Linked DNA regions of Mus musculus: regions 1 and 2 are each linked to region 3. A link is a loop called in an ENCODE intact Hi-C map of the cell type or tissue named here. Cell type or tissue: left cerebral cortex. All regions are shown on one strand. Links, peaks and the distances in the headings refer to the core of each region. The heading gives the core; the rest is flanking DNA. Region 1 overlaps Ak5 (adenylate kinase 5). Region 2 overlaps Ak5 (adenylate kinase 5). Region 3 holds the start of Ak5 (adenylate kinase 5).

The links. A loop is a pair of places that touch in the nucleus more often than their neighbours do. Peaks named below come from ENCODE experiments on the same cell type or tissue, not always from the same donor. Only the 100,000 strongest peaks of a DNase experiment are listed, where the experiment ranks them.
Region 1: a loop joins it to region 3, with 2.3 times the contacts of the local background. A loop is called at or near these places in 3 of 42 quality-filtered maps.
Region 2: it touches region 3 in a loop (2.3-fold over the local background); 2 of 42 quality-filtered maps call a loop at or near these places.

The regions. Positions count from the first base shown.
Region 1 is chr3:152,469,445-152,479,583 of GRCm38, reverse strand. Ak5 (adenylate kinase 5) reads left to right here. Exons shown (of 14, transcript NM_001081277.2): 12 at 1,127-1,243; 13 at 6,636-6,827. Among named protein-coding and RNA genes, the nearest start is that of 3110067G11Rik, 15 kb to the left of the region's middle. In left cerebral cortex, for the core only: a CTCF peak has its summit at 4,781 (motif pointing left); a DNase peak (open chromatin) is centred at 4,779.
Region 2 is chr3:152,601,101-152,611,239 of GRCm38, reverse strand. The region is part of intron 6 of Ak5 (adenylate kinase 5); the gene reads left to right. Among named protein-coding and RNA genes, the nearest start is that of AI115009, 61 kb to the left of the region's middle. In left cerebral cortex, for the core only: CTCF peaks have their summits at 4,470 and 5,242; DNase peaks (open chromatin) are centred at 4,769 and 5,205; H3K27ac peaks cover 1,355 bases.
Region 3 is chr3:152,660,714-152,670,852 of GRCm38, reverse strand. Ak5 (adenylate kinase 5) reads left to right here and starts at 2,493. Exons shown (of 14, transcript NM_001081277.2): 1 at 2,493-3,053. The coding sequence starts at 2,994. AI115009 (expressed sequence AI115009) reads right to left here and starts at 3,940. Exons shown (of 4, transcript NR_040386.1): 1 at 3,021-3,940. In left cerebral cortex, for the core only: no CTCF peak of the experiment used is centred there; DNase peaks (open chromatin) are centred at 3,124, 3,700, 4,531, 4,712 and 2 more places; H3K4me3 peaks cover 2,138 bases; H3K27ac peaks cover 1,184 bases.

The sequences.
Region 1 (10,139 bases), core at 2,306-7,305, 190 kb after region 3:
TCACTCAGGATGATGCCCTCCAGGTCCATCCATTTGCTGGCTCTTTAGCCTGAGTCCTCTCCATCGCCCATTTCTAGTTGACCTTTCTGCCTCCTACAGAGCTCTGCCTAGTCACAACTTAACGGAGCCCCCTCCCCTCTAGAAAACAGCAACCCCCCCCCTACTCTGGCCCTTTGTCCTGCTCTGCCGTGCCTGCTATCCTTAGCTAGAGTATATTCGTTTATCATTGTCTGCCTTCCTCATTAGACTGTGAATTAGATGGAGAGTTAATTCACAATTCTTTAAGGAAGGGTTCTGGCCATGCCTGCGACTTCTGCGTTCCCCAGGCTCCTGCCAAACACTAGAGAAGGAGGTCTCCTCCCACCCCGCCCACAGGCCCCACCCCTAGGGAAGGAGGTCTCCTCCCACCCCGCCCACAGGCCCCTCCCCTAGAGAAGGAGGTCTCCTCCCACCCCGCCCACAGGCCCCTCCCCTAGAGAAGGAGGTCTCCTCCCACCCCGCCCACAGGCCCCTCCCCTAGAGAAGGAGGTCTCCTCCCACCCCGCCCACAGGCCCCTCCCCTAGGGAAGGAGGTCTCTTTTCCTCACACTCCTCCCAAGGCCCCTCCCCACACTGCACTGTTCTTTCCTTACCTTGCACACTTGTTTAATCAATCTTTTTAAAGGCAAAATCGTGTTGGTAGAAAATAGTTCTCTGGTCTAAAAGTTTTCTCAAGTTAGCACATGTCAAGTTTTGCATAATGTTTACTGGGAGAACGCCGCCAGCAGCGTTTCATTTGCTCCTAACCTGCCACGATGCCTGGTCCATCAGCTGCTACTGTGTGGAACAAGACACGTGGAACATGTCTCATGGGGTGTAAGATGCTGAAGTCTTTCTAGTGAGATAACAGCAGAAAGGACAGACCAGAAAGGAAAACCCTCCCGGTGGAACCCAGTACTGACTGAAAGACCTGAAAGACTGAAAGACTCACTGCAGACATGGGGGGGCGGGGGGAGGCAGGTTAGTCCAAGAGATCTGCTATTAATCTTGCCACATCCTCCCCTCCCAGAAGAATGTCTGAGGAGTCACATTTATTGTGATTTGGGGGTGCCGCTAGGCCCCATACTGACCACTCTCTCTGCTGTAGGGTGTCGTTCTGGAGCTGCTGAAGGAGGCCATGGTGGCCAGCCTGGGCAACACCAAGGGCTTCCTGATTGACGGCTACCCCCGGGAAGTGAAGCAAGGGGAAGAGTTTGGACGAAGGGTGAGCTGATGTTAGCAGTGCCCAATCGGGGCACAAGGACAGCACTCAGCTTAGGGGGTACACGCAAAGCCGCCTCTTACCCAGTAACACTGTCCAGATCTTGGCGTTACCAAAAGCGGAAACGTAAACTCTTTTTTTTTCCGAAGACGAAATACAAAACTAGGGCAGGAATGACCGGTCTAGCGAGGAAGCAGCAGCAGTCGGGCTCGGCCGGGTGTGGGGAGCGGAGCCGCCGGTGCCTCTTTGGTTCTCTCCACCTCTGCCTGTTCCTCTCTGTGTTGCTCATTTCTCTTCCTGCTCCAGGCTTCTCTCCTCTCATTTCAATGACCTCGCAGAAAACTAAGTCTGCCTTGGGGTGGCAGAGTGCCCCACAAAAGACCCACTGCTGCTTCCTTCACTTTAACAAGGACTCTGCTAATAGACCCAGCCTACAGGAGCCAGTAGGGGGCAGGCGGCACACCACCAGAGCCACACAGCCTGAGAGAGAAGGGCAGTGGCCCCTGGGCAGGGAATAGAGTTACATAGGCACAGAAGAGGGGAGAGATGCTGCGAGGACAGGATCCAGAATGCTTGCCACCCTCCATAACACTGTGCCATCCCCGACTTTGTGCCCTCCTTAGTGGCTCAGGGCTACCAGCTGTCACAAGAACCAGTAACTACCCACTACTGCAGCTGCCAGACGGTGACCTGCTTGGGCCAGGCCCTATGGTACATACTGTATACCTTGCCTGCAACTCTCCAAGTCTAGGCAAGTGACCATATTTGTTACACTAAGACTGACACCAAACCTCCAAGAAAGTCAGGTGTGCGTGGCTACTGTTTTATTCTGCAGTATTTTCATCTGAATTCTTTGAGTTGATGTTTTTAAAAAGTGGAGTGACCTTTTCAGTGAATAGAGTAAGAGGAATGCCATTCCTGGGGTTTGGAGGGCCAAGCAAGTGCACGGTTGCACCTCTCTGTGCAGGATACCTAATATAGGCGCTTGCAGAAGTTTGCTGTACCCTCGCCCCAACCACACAGCTTTTGGGGTCACCCAGTTCCATCACCTTCTAGCAAGGCCACAGGGATGAAGGCGATAAAACCTTGGGTTTCATCTACCCTTGAGTTTGCTTCATCAAGCTCCCCTCAGGAGTTCCTCCGTTGCCTAGCCCCCACTTTAACTAGAGCCAAGGGGTCTAGAGAGATGGCTCAGTGGTTAAGAACAATAGCTGCTTTCAAAGAGGACCTGAATTTGGTTCCCAGAACCCACAGGGTGCCTCACAACTTCCAGGAACTCTAGATACCAGGTACCCAACTCCCCCTCTGGACTCTGTGGGCACCAGGCACACGTACATGGTGCTCATCATATAAGCAAACAGGCACACACATACACATGCTACATAAAATTAAAAATATATATATTTCTTAATTAGTCAAAAAAAAAAAAAAAAACGCTTCATGATCCAGTCAGCAAAGATGGACGTGCAAGAAGGTAGATGGGGGGGAGGGGGGAAGCCTTGTGACAGATCTGTGTATAAGTGCAAACAATAGCAGAAACAAGCAGACATGCAAGCAGATGACTGTAACTGGCTTCTGAGTGATGCATACCCCTGCAGAGGATGTCACAGCCACCTTTGCTGAGGACAGAGGAACAGCAGTGCAGGCCACGCCCCAGCTTAGATGTTCGGGGTATAGAGGTCTTTTTTAGAATGTTCACTGAGAGATGTAGAGTTTTCTGAGTCTCCCATGCAGTCAAGAACACAATGGATTGTAAATACAGGTGTCTCTTATTCCAGCCCCTCGCTAAGGAAAAGCAATAATAAAACCATAATCCGAGTTCTTCATTATGAAGTTCTCCATAATTCAAACTTCATTTTGTAGCTTTTATTTTTTTTTATTTATTTTTTATTTTTTTTATTATGTATTTTCTTCAATTACATTTCCAATGCTATCCCAAAAGTCCCCGTTTTGTAGCTTTTAAAGCTAGATCTGATGGCAGATCCCAGCATGGATGCCCATGGAGTTACAAACCATGTTAAGCCATGGGAGGCACTCCTGGGGATCCAACCAACAGCCCACTGGCCACACACATCCCAGGACTGCTACAGACATTACGTCACAGTGTCAAAAGGTTTGGTGCCCCTGTCTGTCTGTCTTTCCATGCTGGTGAGCTTACAGTCTGCTGCAGAGGAGCATGCACAAGGCGCTTCCCTCACCTTCCACACAACTCTCCAACATTCCTGACCCATCATGCCTTTCTCCTCTGCCCAGAACCTGGGCAGTGTGGCTCAGTGGTTACTATCAGAATTCCCTGAGTCAGGGTTCAGATGTGGTCTGAGGCCCCATCGGTCCTCACTAGCTGGAAGTGTCTAACTGGTGGCTGGATAGTTTCAGCTCCCCATGTCACTACTGACCCAGTGGCCTTCAAGTGAGATGTCTGTATGTTTGCAAAGTCAGTCTTTTATAAACTGCTAGCAGTGTAACTTCAGGGGATCCCAATGCCAACTGAGCAGGCAAGCAGGAACCACACATGAAGCTTCCAAAGTGGTTGCTTGCCTCAAATTTAAATTGAACAAAGACCGTGCCCACAGAGGAAGACTCTTGACATAAGTGCCATGAAAAAGCTATTTCCTCAAATATTACCGGGCTGGAGGGGGGGAGGGGAGTCCAGGTATGGTGGCCCACACCTCTAATCCCAGCACTCAGGAGGCATGGGCAGGAGGATCTCTGAGACTGAGGCCAGCCTGATCTACAGCATTAGTTCCAGAACAGCCAGGGCTACACAGAGAAACCTTGACTTGGGGCAGGGGGAGGTTTAGGAGGCTGGAGAGATGGCTCAAGGGTTAAGAGGGCTCACTCTCCTTCCAGAGGCCACAGTTCAGTTACTAGCACTTACACCAGACAGCGCACAACCCCTTGTAACTACAGCTCCAGGATATCTGACACCCCCTTCTGGCCTCTGAGAGCATCCAGAGCACATGTGGCATACACAAAAACAAAAATGAAATCTTCTTAAATTTAGGGATTAAATGTTACTATATGATCAAAACACAGTATAAATTTCTCAAAAAAATTCACTTTTTAAGAAAAACCATATTAAGTGATTCAGGTCACTCCCCGATTAATTGCTGTGTGCCAGCTGTGTTCACGGATGCAGGAGAGCAAGGTCAAGCCTTGTGGTCTGCGCTCGAGGAACCGACGTGTCAGGGAGGCCTCTCAGACAGTCAGGCTGTGAAGTATGCTCACACATGATGAAAGATGCAGACATTGGCTCAGTGTCAGACCCCGTTCCTAGCAAGCCCCAAATTGAGTGCTGGCAATCACTCTCAAGCTTTGGGTGTTGACGCAACCTCTGCCTGCTCTTATGTTGGTCCAACTGGTCTTTCAGGGATGGCTCCAGCTTAGATACAAATAACCTCTGTCTATGAGTAAAGGAACCCTTGAGCTTTCTCTTTTTTTGTCCCCATGTGTGGCCTGGAAATGGCTCATGCCGACCAGGCAGACACGTTTTGAGAGAGCTAATAGAACCACCAGTGTCTCTCAAGCTCGCCCTCTGCTGGTGAAGGAGAATTGCTTTCTCCTCCACCCCCACCTAGCTTTCCTGTTCAAGGGTGAGTTACATTCCAGAGGCCAGACTTTAGGGAAGGTCCCCCACTCTGTTCCTTATGCCCTGCGCATCCCTCGGGGAGCATGGGTCAGTGTGTAATCAGCACTTTCTAGAGAAGCATAGCTCTGTGTGGCACGGGCCCAGCATCCTGCTCAACCCCTCGGGCTCTTTCCTCAGAGGGCTGACTGACAAGCTTCTTCTGCCCATGCCCTGAAGATGGCAGGCTGGTGGGGTGGGAGGTGGGGTGGGGGTATGGGGTTGCTTTCTGTTGACCAGGGATGGGGACATGCAGTTAGTACTCCCCAGTGATACCAGGGGCAAAGGGATGTTTCAGTACATTCACCGGGAGCTGGAGAGCTTGAACTCACAGGTGCTCACCATCATCCATTTGTTGGGACATTTCTTAATCTCCTTCTATATGCATGACTTGGGACCAGAAGCAGAGCCCATGAGGCCTGCATACTGAGGTGGGAGTCTCTACTGCGTGCCAAGCAGATCGCCTACACTGCCCTCTTACCCCACCCGGTGACCTCCTCAGGGTCATCATGGAATCTGAGGTGCAGAGATGTTAGGAGGGATTGTGAGCAAATGACCCAGACAAGCATTTTAAAAGAGCAATTCAACTTTTTCTGTCAAAGTTCTGCCGTTTGATGGGCTCAGCTGCTGGGTTCTCCAATACTGTGCGGTCCCTAGTACTGTAGTAGTTGGGTACTGGTTAAAGCCGGACATGTGTCTCTGGAGCAGGGCTGGGGGTTAGCTAGCCTGGCACTGCTAATCGCATGGCCTCTCCCACGGGCTAGCTGAGACTATCTCACGACTTGGCCATGTCAAGTGGTTGAACATCATAGGAAGTCTCTGGCTTTCCCATAGTAAGTGTTACACAGCACCAGACGGAAAATGCAGTTTCCTGTGGTAAGAGTACACGCATAACAAATGTTTAAGAATTAAGTTCTTTATAAATTTATTACTAGCAAATGTTTAAATTATGTGGTTATTTTATCTATTTGTATACCAGGAGTAATGTAGCTATTACTCAGGCAAGATGGGGTCTCACAAGTGGGAAAAGCTTAAGAGGCTCTAACCTCGTCTCTAAAGGCATGAAGTCCCATTCCCACTACATCCATCTCTCAAGAATTAGGGAGCTGCGGAAGGCGGAGATCACTGTCGCAGTGGAAGAACAGTGTGCAAGCAGAAGGTGGCAAGGGATTATTGAAGTCGGTTTCGAAACTCTGTTACACCAGAATCTCACCCTAACAGCCTGACTCCTGCTTGCCACCATGCTCCCCAACTCCATGTAACGCTCACCCAGCCCAGGGTGTTCCTGGTAGCTGGAATAAGACACGCTGCTGGTATGAAGGAGAATTGTCAGCTTTGCTTCTGTAGGTCAGGGAGAGCTTTACATCGGGAACAACATACACATACATGCTTGCACTTGTATGCAACATGTATCACGCACACATGCATTTGCACACACATACATATACACACAGGCATGCACATACACACACACACACACACACACATGTGCACATGCACTCTTCCCCTGGGTGTGACGGACAGACTGGCTGCACTAGGAAACTTTCGACTGCTGCATTGTCTGAGCTGACCAGAAAGCTGAACAAGACAGAGCTAGCAGGCAGCAGGCAATAAGGGCCAGCTCTGCAAATGAGAAGCCATTAAGGCCAGTCTCATCTCTACCAGTGCAGTGTTGGGCCCTTGAGAGGAACCAACAGCCCCAGGGAGGGAAGGGTTCCCCCCGACCTTTCCCAGAACCCCAAATGACCAAGCTCTGCCCTGCTCCTTCAGATCGGAGACCCACACTTGGTGATCTGCATGGACTGCTCAGCAGACACCATGACTAACCGCCTTCTTCAGAGAAGCCAGAGCAGCCAGCGGGGGGAGGACGGTGCCAAGAGCATTGCCAAGCGCCTGGAGGCCTACCACCGAGCGTCCATCCCCGTCGTCACCTACTACGAGAGGAAAACACAGCTACGGAAGGCAAGTGTCGCCTCCTTCACGTGAGCTGCTTCATCGTTCTTTCTCAGAAAGAGAGGAGGTAGAGGCGAGCCTTCTTGTGAGGGCTGCGGAAGCTGCAGGGAGTTGCAGGGTTGAGGCCAAAATACAGATTGTTTTCTTCCCTCACTATTGTCCCAGTCAAAGGTAGATGTATGAACATAAGGTGGGGGGTGACCATAGTGGTGTACAACTTCAATCCCAGCACTCAGGAGACAGAGTCCTCTGTGATTCTAAGGCCAGCCTTGTCTACATAGCAAGTTCCAGGCCAGCCAGGGATACAATGTAAGATCATGTCTTCTAAAAAAAAAAAAAAAAAAAAGTTATAAATCTGTTGTCAGATGGCTATAAAAACTTGGTCACTAATTTGAAACTGATGCCACTGTAGTTGCCGAAATCTTTTTTCAAGACAGTAGGCGCAGGGCCTAAAACGCAAGCCTCTATCTAATCCCAGCCAGTGGGGAGGCTGAAGTGGAGAGGTCTCATGTTCAAGGCCTGCCTGGACAGCTTAGTGAGCCTCTGTCTGAGGAGAAAGACCCTGAGGAGCTGGGGGTACAGTCCAGTGTAGGGCGCTCACCTAAAATGCATGAGGCCTGGATTCGGTTTCCAGTACTGGAAAAAGGAAAAATGGGGGCTTTGTGGGGCGAACAAACTGGAAAGAAAGTTCTGCCAGAAACTGTAGGTGGCTTCTAGACCTCTGCCAAACGGGATGATCCAAAAGGCAGGCCTCTTCTAGTCCCTAGATCTAATACCTCAACACTAGACTTAATATAGGTCATGAAAAATATAGGTCATAATTAGGTCATAAATTATAGGTCATAAATTGGCTCGTTTGTGCCAATTTCTTCCAATAACTGACTTAGGGAGAAGCAAGTGAGTTGGTGGGGCTATGAAAGTTATCTTGGGAGAAAGGCCTGGTACTCGGTGTCATACAACACAACCCACACTGCCACCATTAATCCTTGGGAAACCACCCAGGTTTCCATTCTTTTCCCTACTCTGTATCTTGTGTCTGGTCCATCCACTACGCTGGTGGCTAGACACAGTTCCAGCCCACAGAGCTTAGCAGGTTAGTGGGGAAGGTAGGAGGCAGTCTAAGGCAACAGCGTCTAGGGACATCATACGGTCTAGGGACCAAGAATCATACGGAGCAGTCAAAGGAGCACCCCCAGAGAGGAGGCCGGAAGTTCCGGAGGCTAGATCACTCACTTGTCTGTGACAATAAAACCTGGTGGAGAGGCATGCAAGAATACATCAAAGTGGAGCCAGCGTGCACAAGGGGGCTGAGGTAATCTGGGGCTTCCATCTGGAATTTACCCCACTGTCTTGTGGAGAAAAGATCCAGGGGGAGGAGGGGCCACTAAGAGGCTATGGGAGTCACCTGGGGCAAAGCTAAGGGAACGCAAGGACTGGTACAAGGGTACATACAGTCTTCTTCCTCCTCTTCCCGACGTGGCCGGCACCAGTCAGCCGCAACAACCTGCTTCCCCAGGCTACATTATCCATCCCTTAAATGACAGAGAGTGAATTCCCAACCCCCCAAACCTGCCCATGTTTGTTTGTTTGTTTGTTTGTTTCCCAGAATCCTAAACCCTTGGTTAAGAAAGGTCTATACCGTGCTTCCGACTATGACCCCTGGATGCTGAACTTTTTTTTATAGGGTTTCCTGTAATCACTTGTTATTTAAAAAGAAAACCAAACGACAAAACAAAACAAAAACCTCAAAGATTTATTATACCTTAAAAAATAAAATAAGCAGGCTGACAAAATATCTAAATGGGCAAAGGCAGCTGCTATCAAGCCTGGAGCCCTGAGCTCGGGTCCCAGGACCTACACAGACGACGAAGGGACCAACTCCCACAAGCTCGCTCCTCTTGACTTTGCGTACTGGCATGCATAAGATCAAAAGCAGTTAGTAGCCAGGTGTGGTGGCTCACGCCTTTAATCCCAGCACTGGGGAGGCAGAGGCAGGCGGATTTCTGAGTTCGAGGCCAGCCTGGTCTACAGAGTGAGTTCCAGGACAGCCAGGGCTACACACAGAAACCCTGTCTCGAAAAAAAAAAAAAAAAAAGTAGTTAGTAAACAAACATGACATCATCGAGTGTGCACATGGCTTACAACCTCAGGGCTGGGTAAGGGCCCAGGGCTCTTCCAGAGGTCAGCGGCTTGATTTCTAGCCCCCACGTGATGACTCACAACTGTCCGTTAACTCGAGTCCCTGGGGGTCTGACAGCCTCTTCTGTCCTCCAAGGACACTGCGTGCACACGGGGCACAGATACGTGCAAGCAGTGCAACTGTGCACATACAAATAAATAAATAAACAAGTAAATAAATAAGGAAATGAAAGAACGTCAGGCCTCCAAGAACCTTCATAACCTGCATCATCTTGGAAGCTTCCCATTTTGTGCCGCCTGGAACAACCAAGGAATCTGCTTCCGTCCTGAGACTGAGGAAAGCCAGATGTAATTTACAGTTTATCCCATTTGAGAATCAGGAAAAAAAAAGCCCTTCTCTCACTCTGGAATCATCTGAATCTAAACCTACAGACTCACCAATGAATGGCTCATTGACACTGAGCTAATAAGCTTTCCAGAGATATCCGACTTCTGTTATACTTACGGTACTCTGTCACTCTCCAAGAAATCGGTTCCCAGGCCTCTCTGGCTCATCTCTCAGGCATCCTTTTATTGGGGATGCTGGCAACTGGATCCACAGAGACGTGACATTTACAATCTACTTTGTTAGTGCTGAAAACGGACACCAGAGAACCACGGGGAGAGAGCCCTAGTAGCTCGGTTGCACCGCCTTGCCAGGTCCACTGTACATACACTCCACTCCACGCCTACATGTATGTGTGACAGAGAAGCAATGCACAGCTTCTGCTTCCATCTCAGCAAGCAGAGGGAGGAGCCACTCAGCCGGCTTCTCCCTCCATCGGTTCTCCAGGCAGCTGCCATCATCTTCAAGCTCCCCTCCCCAGGCTGTAGCAGCCTCCGCGGATAGGAGAGCCCCACAGATAGGTGAACTAGCCCAGGGGAGGGAAGACTTGCCTACTGTGGGCGAATTTACTACTAAGTAAGTAGCTGGACATGAAGCACTTGGGGGTGAAACGTGCCAACACTGACGGAATATTGCTGGACACACTGCTCTGGGTGTTGGAAAGTCCCAGGCCAGACTTGTGACCCTCGGTGAGTCACCTTGTTTAAAACCCTTTCTGATATAAAGTAGAGCTGACAGTGGCCCCTGGAATTCCTCCAGTCTATTTCTGTAGTGTTCTTCAGGCGGGGGGCTTTCCC
Region 2 (10,139 bases), core at 2,215-7,214, 60 kb after region 3:
TGCAGTCACACTGAGCTCCTCCGTGATCATTTCATTATGTCTGTGCATGCAGTCCACACTGAGCTCCTCTGCGATTGTTTCGTTATGTCTGTGCATGCAGTTTTGTTTGCAGGGGTGACTTTAAATGACAGGAATTCCGAAGTCCGGTGGATTTGGTTCTTCGTGAAATTTTCTTCAATGTGCTGACCTTTGCTCACCATAGTGTTAGACATAATTTCTCGCCGTGTCTTTATTGAGCCTTGCGTTTTTGGTTAGAGAGTCAAAAGTTGAGTATTCCCAGGGTTTGGGTAAAGTTTTTTGGAGGATTTGGTGTATTTAGAATTAGGGAAGTTGCTTATTGATGTTAACTGAGTGAGCTGACTTTCTTAGTATTTTGGGCACTTGGACTTATGAACTGTGTGACTTTTGGATACTAAGTTCCCTTTTATAGATTTTTGAAATCTCAATGCAGTGCTAGCTGTTATCTAACTAATTAAAAGTTAAACAAATATCTAGCTATTTAAAAGCTTAAACAAAACACAAATTTGTTTTTGTTTGAATTATCATTGGTCAAGAAGTCCTTATAACTTTGTTTCTTAGCCTTTGTGGTGTTAGTGGTCAAACCCACTGCCTTGTGGATGCCGGGCAAGTGTTCTATCATAGAGACACACTTCCAGCCTAGCTCCATGTGTGTGGGAGGGATGGGCAGACTCTGAAAGCATATATGCAAGACTGCTTTATATTTTTCATTTTTTATTAGATATTTTCTTTATATACATTTCAAATGCTATCCCGAAAGTTCTCTATACCCTCCCTCCACCCTGCTCCCCTACCCACCCACTCCCACTTCTTGGCCCTGGCGTTCCCCTGTACTGAGGCATATAAAGTTTGCAAGACCAAGGGGCCTCTCTTCCCAGTGATGGCCGACTAGGCCATCATCTGCTACATATGCAGCTAGAGACACGAGCTCTGGGGGTGCTGGTTAGTTCATATTGTTGTTCCACCTATAGGGTTGCAGACCCCTTCAGCTCCTTGGGTGCTTTCTAGAGGAGAGGTGTCCACCCTGCCCGGGAGGGCTCTGCTGCAGAGCACTGGGGGGAGCCATCTTGGATCCCGGATCCCTCAGAGACTAGTCTGCGCAGGTGAGAGTGCGGACTGCAGAAGCGACACAGCTTCTGGGACAGGCCCTGTTTTGGGCCTTCATCTTCAGTCAGTAGGCAGGTCCGAACGCCAGATATCTGTGCACCCTCCCTGCAAGAGGAGACCTTGCCTGCAGAGAGTACTCTGACCACTGAAACTCAGGAGAGAGCTACACTCCCAGGTCTGCTGACAGGGGCTAACAGAATCACAGGAGGAACAAGCTCCAACCAGAGACAACTATAACGACTGCTTTATTTTTAAAGGAAAAAAAAAATTTAAGTGCCTGAAAACTGAAGGCCAAAATACAATGTCTGCATTATTTGCCAAAGTGCACCAAAGCTTTGTGCCTTTGGGCATTTCACTAAGCCGGAAAGACAAACTACCCACACCACTGAACAAGCTATTCTTAATATGGCTGATAATTAGTGAGAGGGCTCAGCCAGGAAGGACACTGAGCGCCACAGTAACACCCTGGGTTCAGTTCCCTAATCCCAGGTGATGAAAGGAGAGAACCTAGTCTCCCAAGTTGTCCTCTGACTGTACACACACACACACACACACACACACACACACACACACATACACATGCACACATACAGAGGAAGAGAGAGGAGAATAAGTAATATGTAATAAAAATATTTTATTTGTAAGATTAGGTGATAACCAATGAGTCTCTGTAGTCTGCGTTAGATAGTGAAGCAACCATGCAACCATTTCTCCTGTGGACATTTCATAAGAGGAGATAAGGAAATGCAAGACTTTACACTGAGAAGGACGCTGTAGTTGGGAAACGGATGAAGAAGCCTCTTGATTTATATCAGAGCTCGCCAGTTGGATTTCTTCAGATAATGAACACATGGGCTAAAAGGAATTACAAGCAGAATTATTCCTATTCCGCTGCACCAGCTGTTGTAAGAACATGGACAAGTTTATTAGCTAGAGTCTGTATTCTCTCATTTCAGTAATTGCATCATATGATGTTGGGAGTTTTGCTTTTACAGAGTGGGAGTATAAGGGGGAAGAGCAATCAGTTCTTGGCATTCTTTGAAATGAATTTATTTATTTATTTACTTTTTATTTATCTTTGAGGTGGGGTGTCATGTGTGAGGCAGGGGGTCATGACTCTCAGGCTGAGCTTAGACTTGCTACATAGCTAAAGATGACCTTGAACTTCTGATGCTCCTGCCTCCACCTCCCTAGTGCTAGTATTATAGACATGTACCACCATGCTCACCTGGAATACGAAATGTATGATGTGGAACTCAAGGCCTATTGAACGTCAGGCAAGCACTCTACCAACCAAGCTGCATCTTGATGCCCTGAAATGGATATTTTCAATATGTACACACTCTTGCTCCTCCACACATGTTATCATCCCCACACCTCTCTCTCTCTCTCTCTCTCTCTCTCTCTCACACACACACACACACACACACACATACATACACACATGCACACACACACAGAGAGAGAGAGAGAGAGAGAGAGAGAGAGCAGAAGCCTCCCAACCTATGCCTGGCTTTTCTCACTTCTCTGTGGCTTGGGGGACACTCTATCACTATGTAACATCAAGCAGGACATGGAGGACACGCTCCTGTCAACGGGAAGGGTGTGTCGGAGTGATGGAGCATTTAAGTCACGTAGGAGCTGTGACGTGGCACACAAGCCTCTTCTCTGTAGTGGGCACTGTCCCAGAGCCCAGAAAGCTCTGTGGGCTTTCTTCATCTGCCCTGCACCCCCTTCTCAGTTAGGGGATCTCCCTACTGCACATTTCAGATTCACCACTGAGACTGTGATCCTCGCTCCACCAGAGACTGCTTCCCTGATGAAAAGTCAACAGGGACCATAACGGGATTCACACAGAGACAGTGAATAATTATTTTTAATGAACTTTGAGTTTCATGGGAACCATCAGTAAGATTCAAAATGCAAGTGCACTGATGTGATTTAATGTAAAATGTCCCCCATGGGTTTGTGTGCTTCAACACCTGGTCCCCAGCTGGTGGCACTGTTTGGAAGGGGTAGAGGACCTTAAGATGTTTCCTGGAGGAAGTTTGTCACAGGGACCGAGCTTTGAAGTTTTATAGCCTGGTTCTCCTTCTTTCCTCCACCTCCTCCTCCTCCTCCTCCTCCTCCTCTTCCTCTTTTTCCTCCTCCTCTTCCTCCTCCTCTTCCTCCTCCTCCTCTTCCTCCTCCTCTTCCTCTTCCTCCTCCTCTTCGTCCTCCTCCTCTCTTCCTCCTCCTCCTCCTCCTCCTCCTCCTCCACCTCCTCTCCCTCCTCCTCTTCCTCCTCCTCCTCGTCTCCCTCCCCCCTCTCTCCTTCATGACTGGCAAGCAGCCCATGCTCATCCATCCATCCTTACCTGTCATAATGGATTGTAACCCCTCTGGGACTGTAAGCCAAAATGTACCTCTCTCCCCTCAACTGATTTTTGTGAGGTGCTCTATCACAGCAGAAAAGTAACTGAGACTCTTACCCCCAAACTGTCAGTGTTCAACCTCTGGTACCTAGCACCATCTCCACTGGCATCACGGTATAGAGTAACTGAAACGAAAAGCAAAATGCTTATAAAGAAAGAAATCAGCTGGGTGGTGGTGGCACACACCTTTAATCCCAGCACTTGAGAGGCAGAGGCAGGTGGATTTTTTGAGTTCAAGGCCAGCCGGGTCTACAGAGTGAGTTCCAGGACAGCCAGGGCTATATAGAGAAACCCCGTCTCGAAAAACAAACAAACAAAAATAAGTAAATAAATAAATCCAAACAAACAGCACTACAAGCGACAGTAAGGAGATGATGGGTTTGTAACGCGTAAGCCAGTGAGCTGGTGTTTCTTTTCAGTACCCTGGCTTATTTTCTCTTGTTTAACTATCCATTGTCGGGAAACAAAAGCACTCCTTGTTTCTGTTTGTGATCTTAGTAACTGAGAAGGGTGTCCCAGCTGAGTTTCTAAGGTGACTCAAGTAGATCATGGAAGTACCCTGAGAGAGATGTAGAACTGTAGGTTAACAGGGGGCCACTGTGGTGGGTCCCCTTCGTTCTGAACATGACTGGGGTTAGAATCACTGAGGAGATATAGCTCTGGGCACATCTGTGAGAGTTTCCAGAGAAGTTTAACTACAGAGGGGAGACCCACCCAGCATGTGATGTCATTATCCTATGGGCTGGGGTCCTGGACAGAATGAAGGGGAAAAGGAAAAAGCCAGCTAGTGCCAGAATTCCACTGTCTGCTTCCTGGTTGCTCAGAGGCAGCATTGCAGCCACAGGCTCCTATACCAGGGACTATGTCTCTCCTTTGCCACCAGGATGCCTTGCACAGTGACACCTTTCAAGCTGGGAGCCAAGATTAATCCTTTACTTAAGATGCTTTCTGTTAAGGATTTTGTCGTTGCAACAAGAAACTAACGCATCCCTTTGAATTGTATTTCAGTTGCCCAAAATATTTTTAAGTTAACTAAATAGCTTTTTTTTTCTGGTACAAAATGTAGTAATAATACTAGAAGCTCAAGATTTTAAGGGATATTGCTGTCTGGGCAAAGAGAATTTGTCAAAGCCTACAGGGTGTGTGTGGGTGAGGGGCCTTCTGGTTAGAGAGTGCTTGCTACCTCAGGAAAGTGTCGTTGCTGCTCCTGGAGGCCGCATATTTGTGTTGCTCAGGGAGACCCATTCCACTGACCAACCTACACAGGTCTTCATAAGTGTGAATGATTTTAACGGAGCCAGAGCAGAATTGAGGCATGAATCCGATTGCTTTTCAGCATTGTTGTTATTGTGTACTCTGAAAGGTAAAGTATGACTTCACTTTCATTTTTTCCTCCTTTACATTAAAAAGTAAATCAAAAGCCCTGGACAATGAAGTCATTTGTGCACAGTGTTGCCATTATACCAACCAGCAAAGCAAGAGCCACAGTCCTGGGGTGTAAATTATGTCTATTCCTAAACAGCAATAAAATGAGAAGAGCAAGCAGGGACTGTATTTATAGCTCCCAGCATTCGGTCTCTGCGAGAAGCACGTGTCCTGACGTCCTTTTCCCTTCCTGAAGCTCACACACTGCCAGTCTTCTTCACACTCCATAGGCAGAGAGCAAGCCAAGTGACTCAGTGAAGCTGCCTCCTCTCGGTTAGAAAATGAAGCTGGAAGTCGGCGCCACCCTGTTGCTAGCTCCCGGTGAGAAGGACGCTGGCACTGAATTCAGTGTTCTCGATGTGTCGGGCTGCATGGGTGATGGAAGAGCCAGCTTTCAGAGTAAATCACTCTTCTGTTGGCTTTCTTGACAGACACTAGAAAAAATCCGATAGCCTTGCTGATGTTTTTCAATTACCTTAAGTGCAAGGGAAGGCCTTAGTAGGAGAACTATGAAGCAAATGATTTGGATGCGATTAAGATAATATTCAAAGGGCTGGAGGGATGACTCCATAGCTAAAACTGCTTACTGCCAAGTGGATGGTTCACCAGGATCTAACACTCCAGCTCCAGGGGGTCCAGGGTCCTCTTCTGGCTTCCTCAGGTGCTCACACATACATATACACAGATACACACACACACACACACACACACATTCACATACATAGTCACACACACACTCACACATATACACACACAATTCACATACACGCCCATTCACACACACACACACTCACATACATTTCCCCCCTCCCTATTCCTTTCCTCCCTCCCACCCTCCCTCCCTGTCCCCCTTCCCTTGTCCCTCTCCCTTCTTCTCTCCCTCCTCCCTCTCTTTCAAATACACATATAGAGAGACACATACATTGTATAAGTCTTATTGGAAACATTGATGAGAAAGGCATCGGAACTGATTAATAACTTTAGAGAGACTGTGCATGTGTCTCTCCCGAAAGAAGACAGAGCAGATAAAATGCTTAGCAGTCAAAAAAACACAAAACACTGTTATGACTAGAAAGTGCTTTCACAAACAACAGTCATCGGTTCTGAGCTTTTAATGTGTCCTGGTCCTAATCAAAATGTGTCACGGTAGCTCATTATCTTCCACTGCATCTCATTGAGGCAACTCTTGTCATTTCTGCATTTTGTAAATTAAGCACAGGAATTCATCACTCCAGGATAGACAACAGCAGTGAATCCTGATGGCTCTGGGCCTTGGGCCTCTGAGAAGCACTTAGGTGTTCTCTTTTGTTCTCAGGAGACACTGACAGATAGATAGACTTGGATGCTGATAGACTCAGATCTGCTTTCTTCGGGCATTTGTTACTAGGTAATGGCTGTAAAATAATGAATGTAATTTATAAAATTGCTTACTCTAAGAACACATAACAAACAAACAGTTGTCAGGCCTCGTTTGTGTCTTTGTTTCTCTGTGCCGGACTTCTCACCTCATCAAGCCAACCAGGTTTGGCTGTCAGTCAGACTACTGGTTAATTTTCTATTGCTCTGACAAAACGCAGTGGCTAAAAGCAACTTATGGAAGAAAGGGTTTGTTTGGGCTTATGACTCCTGTCTTAGGGTTTACTGCTATGAACAGACACCATGACCAAGGCAAGTCTTATAAAGGACAACATTTAATTGGGGCTGGCTTACAGGTTCAGAGGTTCAGTCCATTATCATCAAGGTAGGGGCATGGCAGCAACCAGGCAGGCATGGTGCAAGAGGAGCTGAGAGTTCTACATCTTCATCTGAAGGCTGCTAGTGGAAGACTGACTTGCACGCAGCTAGGATGAGGGTCTTAAAGCCTATGCCCACAGTGACACACCTACTCCAACAGGGCCACACTTCCAAATAGTGCTACTCCCTGGGCTAAGCCTATTCAAACCATGACCGCTCCCAAGCCATGGCCAGGAAGCAAGAGGCAGGCAAGGTGGCAGGAACAAGAAGTTGAGAGATCACATCTTAACCACAAACACAAAGCAGAAAGCCAACTAGAAGAAGTATAAGGCTAAATAACCTCAAAGCCAGGCCCCCAGTTCTGCACTTCCTCCAGCAAGGCTACACCTCAGAGTCTCTCCAAACAGTACCATAGCTGGAGACCAGTTGTTCAAATGCTTGAGCACATGAGGGGTGACTGTCATTCAGATGCCACACACCTTTGGTTTACTGCAGACAACATGCTGTTCTGCTCTGCTGGGGACCTGGCTTTCCTCTTCCCTTGATGATTTCCAGAGTTATTCAGCTCTATTGAGGACCTGTATCATCCTGGTGCCCTCACCAGGCAACAGTGGGACAGTCCCCTTTGTTCAACAACTATTCATTGACAGGCCTTGGCCTAGTTGGGATTTTTAGAAACACAAATATTGTGTGGAATGGCCAGAGTTGTAGCTCAGCAATAGAGCATTTGCATACTATATGCAAGGCCAGGTTTGATATCCAGGAAAACATCTCCAAAACTCAAAGATGGTGTATGGCCAGCCATGAGCTATCCTCATAGAATGGGTACCACAGAGGATGTGATGGATGTAACAACCTGAAGCTAGCCCAGGAGAGGACACATGCACAACCCAGAGGAAGGGCCAGCAGAGTGGAGGGGCTAGGATGGAATTCCTTCAGGGAAGGAGGGGAAAGTGGAACTCAGAATGAATAGTGGTTATGAAGCAGGCACAGATGGAAGCCGGATAGGACAGAGTGAACGTTAGGAACTAGAGCGTTAGAGAACAAATGTTGTGGCCAGGGAGGGAGGCACCAAAGGATTAGGTTGAGATGGAAGGTCAGCTGTGGCGGGCAGCTTTGAGCCCTGCGTAAGCGCTTGGCAGAACTGGAAGAAGCTAGTAACTGTGTGTGTGACAGGGAGTACAGAAGATTCCAGGTGGATTTGGGAAGGCCTGTCCTGAAGTGGTGGCTTGTAACACAAGGCCTACCTCTCTGTAGGGCGAGAACCTCAGCCCTCTGGCTCTAACTTTGAACAGAGGAGCAACTGTGTTCTGTGGAAGAGTGCCCATGACACTCCTGTATCCCAGGTGTGGTAGGGGATGTACCAAGTCTTTTTTCATTACAGCTTTTCATATTTTCTCTTTCCATTATATTTTTCATATATTGACTGTATTATGTCATAGAGACGTTCTCTGAACATGTCCTTTGGGCTCCTAACTGCCTTTTGTGTCTCAGTGTTTATTTCTTCCTCTGGATCTGGCTTTCTCTAGATTGCTGTAGCCTAATTGACTAGAGTCACTATCCTTAAACATTATCTCAGCTCCCACTATTCCTATGGAGTTTTGGTTTGGTCTCTGTTTTCAGGAGCTGGCAAAAATCAAACATTCGTTCTGTTATGTTAGGAGCACTGTGCTAGGAATTAGAGAGGAAGACTAAATAGACTTTCTTACAATATTTTGTTGAGCAAATATTAAGTCAACAAAAATAAAAAAGTAAGAACCATTAACAAATACTTACATGTTAAATCTGTTACATATACTTATCTCAGAACCAGATACAAAAATTCTAAGAACACAGTATTCGTGTGACCCAAGATGGAAATGAACGAGAAGCACTAGTGGTGTCTGAAGGGTTAAACTCGGGCGCCATGAAAGCTTGAAAGAGTTCATTTGCTCAAACAGTAATTTATGAACTGGACATCTCCAGCAGGAGCTGCCAGTGAGGATACTTCCAGGGCACATACAGAAATGCAAGGACGAAAATAGTCAGTCAGTTAGTCAGGTGGGTGGTCCTCATGGCCTGCAGGAAAGCCCCCCACCCTGGTTATGTAAGGTGGTTGACTGTTTGCCACAAGTTTTCTTTTCATTTATCATCTCCAGTTACAAGAAACATAGTTCAAATAAGGTTTCCTCCTGTTTTCACATGTATTGTCCCTTAGAGATTTTGCCTGGCTTTGTTGCTCATAGGATCTTCAGCCCTTGTATCTATTTTAGGTTACTTCAAAGTATCCATTATTATCACAAAATAAGAAATTTAATTCTGGAAGAAGTAGGGAAGAGCTGGCACATTGTATCAAGTGTTGCAGCTGCCTTACAAAGCTTTGCTCTTTCAGCCATTCAACCACATGAGGTAGTTAATCCTGGGGGCTTTCTATGTGCCTACTGTTCCTACTGAAATGATCACTGTAGCAGGGAGCAGCCTTCTGTCCTTTCTCAGATAACCCCCTAATTTGCACAATAAACCCACCCAGCCTACTAACCCTGCCTTCGTCATTCAGAACACCTCCTACTGTCTTCTCCCTGATTGACTTCTTCACCAACCACTGTGACCCTCATCCAGCTGTCCTCCAGATGTTTCTTAGGCGTAATCAAAGTGGATGATGCTTCCCCTACTTAAACCTGATCCCGTGCGGGTGGTGTCTACACAGGTGTGTCTCCAGAAGCCCAGGTAGGATGTGGGGGAGAGGATTAGTGAGTGGCCTGGAGGTATCTGTCCTTGTTATGATGGAAGCGTAAGCCAAGAGCTCTGGGATGGCATGAGCTGCACCTGCCACATCCGTGACAACCCCATTGACTGGGTGAACCCAACATTCCAGATAAGGTTCCTCTTGGCATGGGAAGAAGCAACCAAGAACCTGAAGTTTCATAGTGGAGAGTTGTACTCACTACCAAGTTCAGGGTTAAAAGTGAGCATGGGGGAGATGGCACATTGGCAAAGTGTTTGCTTAAGCATGAAAACCTGAATTTGGATCTCCAAAATACACATCAAAACACATTGGCTCCACATCCTCACCAGCACGCGTTGTCAGTTGAGTTTTTGATCTTAGCCACTCTAATGGGTGTAAGATGGATTCCCAGGGTCATTTTGATTTGCATTTACCTGATGACTAAGGACACTGAATGTTGCTTTAAGTGTTTCTTAAAATTCCTCTGTTGAGAATTCTCTGTTTAGCTCTGTGCCCCCATTTTTAAAATTGGTTTATTGGGTTGTTGGTGTCTAACTTCTTGAGTTCTTTATATGTTTGGTATATTAGCCCTCTGTTAGATGTTGGGTTATGGAAGATCTTTTCCCATTCTGTAAGCTGCCTTTTTGTCCTATTGACGATGTCCTTTGCTTTACAGAAGCTTTTCAGTTTCATGAGATCACATTTATTAATTGTTGATCTTTGTGCCTGAGCTGTTG
Region 3 (10,139 bases), core at 1,687-6,686:
TTATTCATTTGTTTGTTTGGTGTGTCTGTCTGTCTGTTTGTTAGTCTGTCTGTCTGCATGTGTCTGTGTAGGTGGGTGGGTGCTGACACCTGTGCCACAGCACCAGAGCGCATGTGTAAAGGTCAGAGGACAGATCTGGGAAGTCCTCGCTTCCCAAGCATGTGGGTCCTGGGGAACAAGTCAGAGTATCAGACTCGTCCACACTGAGCTATCTTATTGGCCCTATCATACTTACTTATTACACACATTCTCCAATGGAAACTAGGGTCCTTACCAGCAAGAGATTGTCTTAGTTACTGCCATAGCACAGAAACTTACCATGATCTCCCAAGATATGATCACAAGAGACAATTCTATTATTTTTCCTCAGATGTCCCAACTCCTATACCTTCAAAAACGCTAACCATTCTCGAAAATTGTAAAAATTAAAGCTATACCAAAAGATTTTTGAAGAGGATGGAGACAATTTCATTTGTATTAAATATAGAGACCCCAAATGAAATCTTTGTCTCTTTAAACTTATTTAGTCATGACCCACTTATCTGAATACAAGGTAGGAAAATATCATGATATGCTAATTGTTACCAAATACGCAGACGTGGAGAATGTTATAGTTTGTTGGAGCTTGAAGGAATGTGTCTCTACAGTACAAGGGGCTTCAGGCTTTCTATGCCCAGCCTTAGAACCATCACAGAGCTGGTAAGACGGGATAGATTTGGCAAGGATGCCCCTATGCTCCTGTCCCTGCTATCTCCAGCCCAGCTTTGAAAGCCTGTACTTTCTGCATATGCTCTGTCCCTGTGAGGCCGCAGTCTGCAGTAACAGTGACTAGCATCTTGCCCTTCCTACACCTCTCTACTCTGGGATACACCAGCTGTCACTCTCTAAGGCTGATGTAAACTTGCTACATCTGTTTCCAAGCTGGCTACAGTGTGTTTTCTCTGACCCCTCTCTCTTTACTAGGTTGTTGCTGTCACTTGCTGGATTTACTAAAGATACTAAGAATCATGTATCACCTCGAAACAAAAACAAACCCTAACACTAGCAACAGAACCCAGGAAAGAAGGACCTCAAGAAGACCTACAGGAACTGGCCTCTTCAGTCCCGTGTGCTTCTAAGTCGACTAAGCCACCAGGCCCTAGGATTTTCCAAGGACTGTGGAAATGATTGCACAGGGCAGAGATGGCTTTGGCTCCCTCCAAAGCCTGCTGTCAACTAAGTGAGAGGAACATAAGTGGAGACATTCTCACAGAGGACACCAATGTCCTCAGAACTGAAAAAATCGCCCCCATAACATGACACATTATTATGGCATGTGGCTTCAAAAATGTTCACAAATTTTATTTAATTCTCAAAATTGAGCTAATTAAAATTTGATCTCCCGGGCTGGTGAGATGGCTCAGTGGGTAAGAGCACCTGACTGCTCTTCCGAAGGTCCGGAGTTCAAGTCCCAGCAACCACATGGTGGCTCACAACCACCCATAATTAGATCTGATGCCCTCTTCTGGTGCGTCTCAAGACAGCTACAGTGTACTTACATATAATAAATAAATAAATCTTTAAAAAAAAATTGATCTCCCTCCCTCTGCTCAAATAAAGCTGTAGCTTGAGCAACAGCGGCTTATGTGGACCAAGAAATAGGTCCAAGGAAAGATCCTGAAACAGACATTCAAATGGTGAGTTTTTAATTTGAAGCATTTAGAGTGCTGGTTTCTACCAGACCCCAGATGCCAGGAGTCTGTATGTAGCTTTTGCCTCCTTTCTTCCACATACCCTCTCCAGAGTGGGCCCTTGCAGGCAGTTAGAGATCATATTCCCTGGAGACCCAGAGCATCTCTCAAAGAGCAGTGAAAAGACATCTGTGGGAAATGAGTCATCTTGGTAGCTGTGGGGAGGATGGGTGCACCTTGGTCTGTAACTGGGTAGGCACCAGTACACCTCACCAGCCGTCTCCTGTTAGGGCGTTCTGATGGCCCTTGGGCCAGTGACCACTTTGCAGTTTAAAGCAGACCCCAGCTCTCCACCACTCAGTCCTCTCTTCCTCCTTCAGCTCCTCCCAGCAGAAAAGATTCTTTGACTGCTCACTAAATCTTACGCTAAGGATTTCAGGCCTTCTACTCAAATGTTTAAGTTGCTCCAACTTTTCTTAAGGGCTGGGTACTCCAGTGTTAAAAGACCCAACAGAATCCTTCCTCTTTCCCTACTTCCAACTCCCTATCACTGAAAGGCCATTAACTTAAGAATATATGAATTCTCTGACTTGGGTTTTTCCCCCCTGGAAGAGCTCCTGGAGGAGCTCATGATAAGTGGTGTCTGTCTGTCTGTCTATCGTCTGTGGTGTGTGTGGGAGTGTCTGTCTGTGGTAAGTTTGTGGGGGGGGGAGTGTCTGTCTATAGTGTGTATGGTGTGTCTGTATAGTGTGTGTGTGGGGGGGTGTCTGGTGTGTGTGTCTGGTGTGTGTGTCTGGTGTGTGTGTGTGTGTGTGTGTGTGTGTGTGTGTGTTTGTGTGTGTGTGTGTGTGTGTAGAAGCAAAACTGTATCCAGCTCCAATCGCCCGGTTCTTGGCTCCTTGGTGCCCTGGCTGCCCTGGCTGCGTTGCGGGCTGGGGAGTGACTGCAGCCCGCGCGTCCCCACCCCCGCGCCCCGCGCCCGCCCGCGCAGCGTGACTGGCGGCCGCCGCAGCGAGCTCCGGAGGCGCGGGCCGAGCGCGCAGAGCCGGGAGGCGGCGGCTGGTGGCGTCGGCCGCGTGGTCCTCCTCCGCGCCCCTCCCCTGGCGCTCGCGCTGCCTGCGCCCGGGAAGCCGCTGCTGCTCGCTGCTGGCTGGCGCGGGGACCGGCGCGGACGCGGGGGCGACGGGAGCGCGGACTGCACAGCTGCCCGGGAGTCGCTGAGGGGACCCCGGCCTGAGCGCATCCAAGTGAGGGCTGCGCCCCGCCAGCCCCAACCTCGGGAGCTTCCCCTCCTGCTCCCCACTGCACGCGCGCCGTACAGCCATGAACACCAACGACGCCAAGGAGTACCTGGCCCGGAGGGACATTCCTCAGCTTTTCGAGGTAAGAGGCTGGGGTGGCCAAAGGATCCCCAGCGAATGTCCCGAGGGCCAGTGCCCGGCTGCACCTTCCGGTGTAGGGTCCCTAATGAAGGCGCTCACAGAGGCTCGCCGTTCCCTTCGCCCCAGACAAGTCGCCTTGTGCGCTCGGGTCGCTCGGGTCCTTTTCAAATGCAGGCTTCGAAACCCGTATCTTGGGATCAAGTTTCCCTCTTCAAGCTGGGTACTGGATGCAGGCTGTCCCCAGAGTATCCCTCCGAGATGGGCACCCAGAATGGACAGCAGATCGTGGCCTGGCAGCACTCTCTGGGACTGAGGGTCAAGCCAGGTGAGACCAGTGTCGCCCACACGGAGGCAGGACAGGAAACTGAAGGTTCCAGAGTCCTAAACATTCCAGGCGCCAAGCGTTGGGACCCCTTGCAGGGGAGGGAAAGCGTGGACGAAGCGACTCTCCCGGGGGGGACGGCTTGAGGAGAAGGATGAAGATGGAGAGGGAGAAAAAAAACCCACACACGCATATATACACACAGCCCAGCCGATCCAGTGCAGCGCTATCTCCTGGGTCCCTGAAGCTCTAAGCGGCCAGTCAATGAACTCCCGAGCGCGTTTGCTGGTTGCTTGAAAGGTCCTCCCAGCCTCCAGCGCCAGCCCTCGCGCCCACCTACACAGACTGGGTTCGACTGGGAGCGGCCAGACAGGCGTGACTCCTGTTGCTGGCCTCTGCTGGGCTTAGCAGCAGCATCCAGCATCCGCACCAGGGACAGGGGATAGGAATGTGAGGAAGGAGGCTTGAGGAATGAGCTAAAGGTACCTGCTTCCCAGAGAGAAGTCCTGCTTCCTATTATTCTCTCCACATTCCGTCTTAAAACACCCTAAATCCGAAGCGCTTTTGCTTAGGTTATAAAACAAAATAAAAATTAAAAAAAAAAAAAAGGACGGCACCAATCCAAGCCTCATAGGATGAGCCTTAAAAATTTTGGCCTCCAATTCTGAAGGAAATGGAAGAGTAATATTATAAACCAAAGGCCACACATTGTTCTTTTTCCTGTTTAGGGGATTTTTTTCTGTTAGAAGGAAAGTGCAGTGCTTAAGACAATAATTTTTGCAATACCCCCAAACTATGTTTATTTAACCCAGGATACCATAATTACAGTGCTTGGACAGCTTTTTTTGCTGTTTTTGTAAATGTGGAAATGAAGAGCTGAAATATTTTTTTAAATTATAAATGTTAAGACCAAAACCGATTTTATTTCTATGCTTCTAAAAGAATGATAGATACACGCCTGGCGGAGTCTCCTGACATTTCTCTTCCGTGGTGCCAGGTAATGTACAGGGAGCCAGGGTGGTCTGCTCACAGAACTCTGTATGGAGTGTGCTAATGAGCCCTGGTAGGTAGCTGCTTAGGCTTCAAGCTTCCCGTTGGCTTTTCTGCATATGAATGGAATGTCCCCAAATACTGCACACACTCAAAAGGACGTCAGCTTGCTTACCTGAGAGGCACTAAACGCTGTATACTGAGACTCAGTTCAGGACAGCAAAGAGCTGGAGAAGACTATAGAGACTTCTAGGTTCCATTTGAACAGTGAGACCGATTCACTGCACAGCTTAGAGGGAAGCAGGACCTGATTGTCCATGTGACGAGTACAGACCACAAAAATCCAACACCTCAGATTTCTAAAATGGATTTTCTGTGCCAGAATCCACACTGTTCTAAGTTTAACCAGGTGCCTTCCAAAACCCCAGATGGTTGCAGATAGATAGTACATGCCATTACAGATCACAGTAACAGGTGGCTGATGCAATGTATCACCACCAAAGCCTAGAATATAATGGAACTTTTCAGATCTCTTTGGGTGGTACAGAGTATCTGCTAGGTTTGTGGTTGAAAAGTACTCCCGCTTTAAAAATAAATTAAAAACAAAACACAACAGAACGTTTGCAGCTGGTTCTGCTGTGTTCCTAATTCGCCTTTGTAATATAACTATTGGTCTCTGACCTTAGATCAGAGGTTGGCAATTAGTTGAATGCTATCAAAAGTCTAACTAGATTATTTACATATTCAGAGGGTTAACTCAGAGACTAAGCAATAGCACCAGTAGACTACCTATATTCAGTCCTGGGCTGCTGCTGGCACTTAGGAAAAAGGACTTAAGTTACCAGTGAAAGACTGAAGCTCACTGTTACCGATTTAAGAATCAGTGCCCTTTGGGGAGCTAGTTTTGTTTAGGAAAACTTGAAATGTCTGTCTCCCAGTTGGAAAACTTGCCTTGCGTATACCCACCCAACTTAAGCCTTTAGGAAAAGACAAAATTAACAGGCCTGGATTTTAAGTATTAATATTGTGGCTGGGTTATATATGGGGTTGAGAGAATCTGGTATTTTGATTTACCCCATTCCATGTTTTTATAAAATATACAAAGAAGGTTTTATGAGAAGCTGGCTCGGAGTCCTGAACCTAAGACCATCTGAGTAAGTATGCTTAAGAAATCCACTGATAACTCTGAAACACGATCTGCTGACCCAAACCTAGAGGCAGGGATGCCCACAGGCTTGAGTGTACACAAGGGCTCATGGGAGAGCCACAAGACCCCGTGTGTCGATGCAGTCGGTTCTGGCCCACAGAGTAACGGGAGCGTGGGAAGCTAACCTGCCGCACAGAAATCGCATGACACTTCCTCTGCCTCCTCAGCAGCTGAACTCATCTGATGGAACCACAAACCCAAACCCATTCCACTCAGGGTTCCCGAAAACAAAGGCACCTGCTGGGAACTGCCTGCCCTTGGGGGGAAATGGAACTGATTTAAAAATTAAAAGCTGTGGTAGGGTTTGTCAACCTTCGGAAGGTTGTGTGCCTTATGCATTAGTAATGTATAGGTGAGAGTAATGTATAGGTGAGAGTAATGTATAGGTGAGAGTAATGTATAGGTGAGAGTAATGTATAGGTGAGAGTAATGTATAGATGAGAATAATGTTTGCTTTTTCCATGAAACATTCTAAAGGAAAATATTCTTTGCACTTCAGACCAGGTTCCAGGAGTGGACATTTTCAAAGATGTAGAATTTGTGGGAACTAGTGTGTGCTAGTCTCCGTGAGTTACACACACCAGGCACTTGAGGGGTCCCTGCAAATACTGTGACTGGCAGGAACATGGGCCAAAAGAGATAGGATTAGAGAAACTCGGGTTCACTTGATTTAGCCAGCGCTGATTGAAACTTCTGGAGCCTGACACCAAATGCTTTATTTTTTACATATTTAAACACAATAAAACTTAAAGAAAAGTTTTCTCATGACAGTTGTCCCAGCAAAGCTTTAGGCATGGCCACACCCAAACGCCTTTACAAAGTGCATCTCCTTAGCAAAGCACCTGTGACCTTTACATATAGAATGTGTTCTGTTGACTGACAAGCAGTGCTCAGGCCCTATGGGGAAGGGTTTATGATAAGCCCAAGGATAGATTCTATTGACTGAGAGACAATGCTCAGGATTCTAGGAGATTCTGGTGCAGGTTAGCATCAAAGACTAGCAAAAGATCACCAGATCAAACAGCATCCACTCCAACCTTCTGGTGAACAGCTGTCAGTTTCTTCCACTGAAGACCAAAGCCTGTGTGGTTAACAGTTCTCATTTCTCTAGTGCTTATTATGTGTGAGCACGTGGACCTCTTGCCCTGTACAAGGTTTCACGAATTAAAAACAAGTCAGACCGTACTTTCTCCTCTGTAATCGTATAGATACTGTGATCGTATAAATACTATAGAGATTTACTGCACATCAATCAGCATTTTAAAAACTGACCTCAAAATGTTAGATTTGTTTTTAGTATTTGTGTGTGTGTGTGTGTGTGTGTGTGTGTGTGTGTGTGTGTGTGTGTGTGTGTGCCTGTGGAAGTCAAAGGTGCCAGATGCCCTGGAGCTGGAATAAGCAGTTGTAAGCTGCCTGATGTGGGTGCTGGGAACCAAACCTGGGTCCCCTACAAGAGCAACCGAGCCATCTTAAGCACTGAGCCATCTTTCCAACCCTGGTGTCAATTTCAAGTCTCACTTAAACATGAGTTTGGAATTATCTTTTAATCCTAATCCTAAAACGCCAACATGTATGTACTATACATGTATGCACTACACACCAGGGAGGAAGAGAGCACATAACTAACATTCCAGGATAAACAACAAGCGTGGCGTTTCTTCCTGACAATCAGGTGGTCATCCTGAGTCCCACAGGAACACGAGAGAAAGGGGCCACAGGCCAGCCTAGGCTTTCAGCAGAGGCTTGCGATAATAGGAAGGGCTTCCCACGCCACACTTGGTCTTGCTTTGATGGTGCTTTTCTGTATTAAAACACACATCTGTCTTGCTATTTGAAAGGCAGAGGATACTGAGCTGAATTCTCACTTGTGCTCAGCGCGATGGCTCGAGCCTTCAATCCCAGTACTCGGGAGGCAGAGACAGTTGGATCTCCATAGGTTTGAGACCAGCCTGGTCTACATAATGAGTTCTAGGCTAGCCAAGGCTACATTGCAAGACCCTGTCTTAAAACAACAACAACAACAACAACAACAAAAAAAAAAAACCCCAAAAACAAAAAACAAAACCAAAGAAAACACAATTAACTGGTTACAACGTTAGGGGTTATCTTAAATCCTCAATTAAATCACAGTTTCGATCCAAGCTGTTTATGAAATGAAATGCAAGAACAGAGAGAGGACTGCTGGGGACCACAGTGCCTGGTTGGTTAAAATTATACTAAACAGCCATAGTAACAAAGCCAGCAAGATAAAGGCATAGAGCCAGATGTGTAGACCAATGGAACAGAAGAAAGAGCCTGGAAAAAAATGCACAAAGCTACAGACTCCCAACTTTTGACAAAGATGCTGAAACAAACACTAGAGAACAGACAGACAGACAGACAGCCTCCTTAACAAGTGGCACTGGGTATTTATGTGCAGAATGAAACTCCCACCTTGTAAAAAAAATTGATTCAAAGTGAATGAAAGTCGTTATATAATATAGACCGGAAACCCTGGAACAACTAGAGGAAACCAGGGAAGACATATCAAGAGCCAGGCATAAGCAAGCAAGCAAACAACAACAAAACAAAAAATGCCCAGTAGTTCCAGCGTTATACAAGAGCTGAACTTCAGAAGTGTTTGTAAGACAAAGGAAATAACAGAGGGGAAGTACAGCATACAGAATGGAGAAAAAGATGTACCAGCTTTCTAGCTGACAAAGGGTTAACATGTACAACATATGAAGGATGGTAAAATTAAGCACATCGAAGCAAATCATTCCATCAATACATGGACAGAAGAAATCAAGTATACAGTTCACAAGAGAAATCCAAACTGGGGGGGGGGGGGCTGAAGCAAATCTTAACCACTGAGATTTCACCTCCCCTGGCCAGAAAAGCGGTAGCAAAGAAATGGAGCAAATGCTAGAAAAAAATGCAGAGACTGGGGGGAAGTTCCTTAAGTGCTTCTTGCGGGGATGGGGACACTAATGAAATCAGTATGGCGTTGGCTCAAAGTGGGCTGAAGAGCTAGCTCCTGCCCTAAATGCAGGAGACCCTAGGTTAAAGCCTGGGCACTGCACGAACCAGATGTAGTGATGCACACATGGGACCCATCACAAAGGAGGCAGTTGTGAGAATTAGACGGTCAAGATCACCCTCGACTGTGCAGCAAGTTCAAAGCCACACTAGGTTGTGTGGGACCCTGTCTCAAATGTTTTAACATTTTAAAAATATTAAAAATATACCTACCATATAACTTCAGACTACTCGTAGGCACTCAAAGGAATCTAAGCCTACCACACAAATACCCACACATCCATGTTCATTGTGGCACTATTCACTATAGCCAAGATATATACTCAGCTTAGACGATAAACAAAGCAAATGCCATGGATGAATGCTGCTTCCTGACTCACTCTCTCTGGTTTCTACTCATCTAGCTTTCTTATACATCCCAGGCTTACCTGCCTAGGGGATGGTTCTGCCCACAGTGGTGTGGTCTTCGATATCAATCATCTCTTGAGAAATCCCACTAACACGGCCTCAGGATAATCTGATCTAGGTAATCCTCCAACTGGGACTCACTCAGATGGCTCTGGACTGTGTCAAACTGACAGCTAACGGCATCCAGGAATGACACTGATCAACAGATGGATGGAATTTTAAACATGTGATACTTATACACAATGGAGTTTTAGCCAGTTATTCAGAAGAACAAAATTCTGCCACTTTCAGGGACATTAGGAGATGTGATTGGAACTGGAAATTGTGTTAAGCAAAATGAGCCAGACCAAAAGGACAAATATCACAGGCTTTCACTCATGTAAAAATCTAGCTTTAGACCAGTAAATGGCATCAAAACAGAAGGGTGCTGGTTGGGAGGTGGACGGAGGCTACAGGGAAGAGGGCATGGGGGAGCAACCAGTATTGTGTATCTTGTCTTGTGGATGGAATCTAGACTTAACTATACATAAGAATATATATGGCACGAAAGTGGAGTAATTTCAGGGGTGAGAGGGACCAGGAGGAGGGGGAACAAGAGCAGGTTACGGGACGTGAACATAAGCAGAGTACAATGAGATGCATGCAGCTATGTAAACACCATTACGAGGTCTATTGCTCTGTATAATGAAAAGAATACAACGGAAAGGGGTGAACTTAGAGCAAAGGCATAACAGCGTTGTAACAAAGATCCTGGGTGCTGGTGGGTGTGTCAGCTTGGTGCAAGCTAGGGCCATCTGGGAAGAGAAATCTGTGAGGCATTGTCTTCATTAATACCAATGTGGGAGAGCTCAGTTCACTGGGGGATGGTGCCACCCCTGAGCAGGTGATCCCAGATTATATTAGAAAGCCAGGTGAACTAGCCATGAGGGCAAGCCAGCATGACATTTTTCTATAGCTTCTTGCTCCAGTGCCTGCCTCCGGGCCCCTGCTCCAGTGCCTGCCCCGGTGTCCCTCCATGATGTGGGAGCATAAGCCAAAGAAACCCTTTCCTCCCCGTACTTTTGGTCTTGAATTTTATCATATCAATGGATAGCAAACTAGGACATGGTGTCAAAATAGATTTCATTTTTACTTTTTTACAT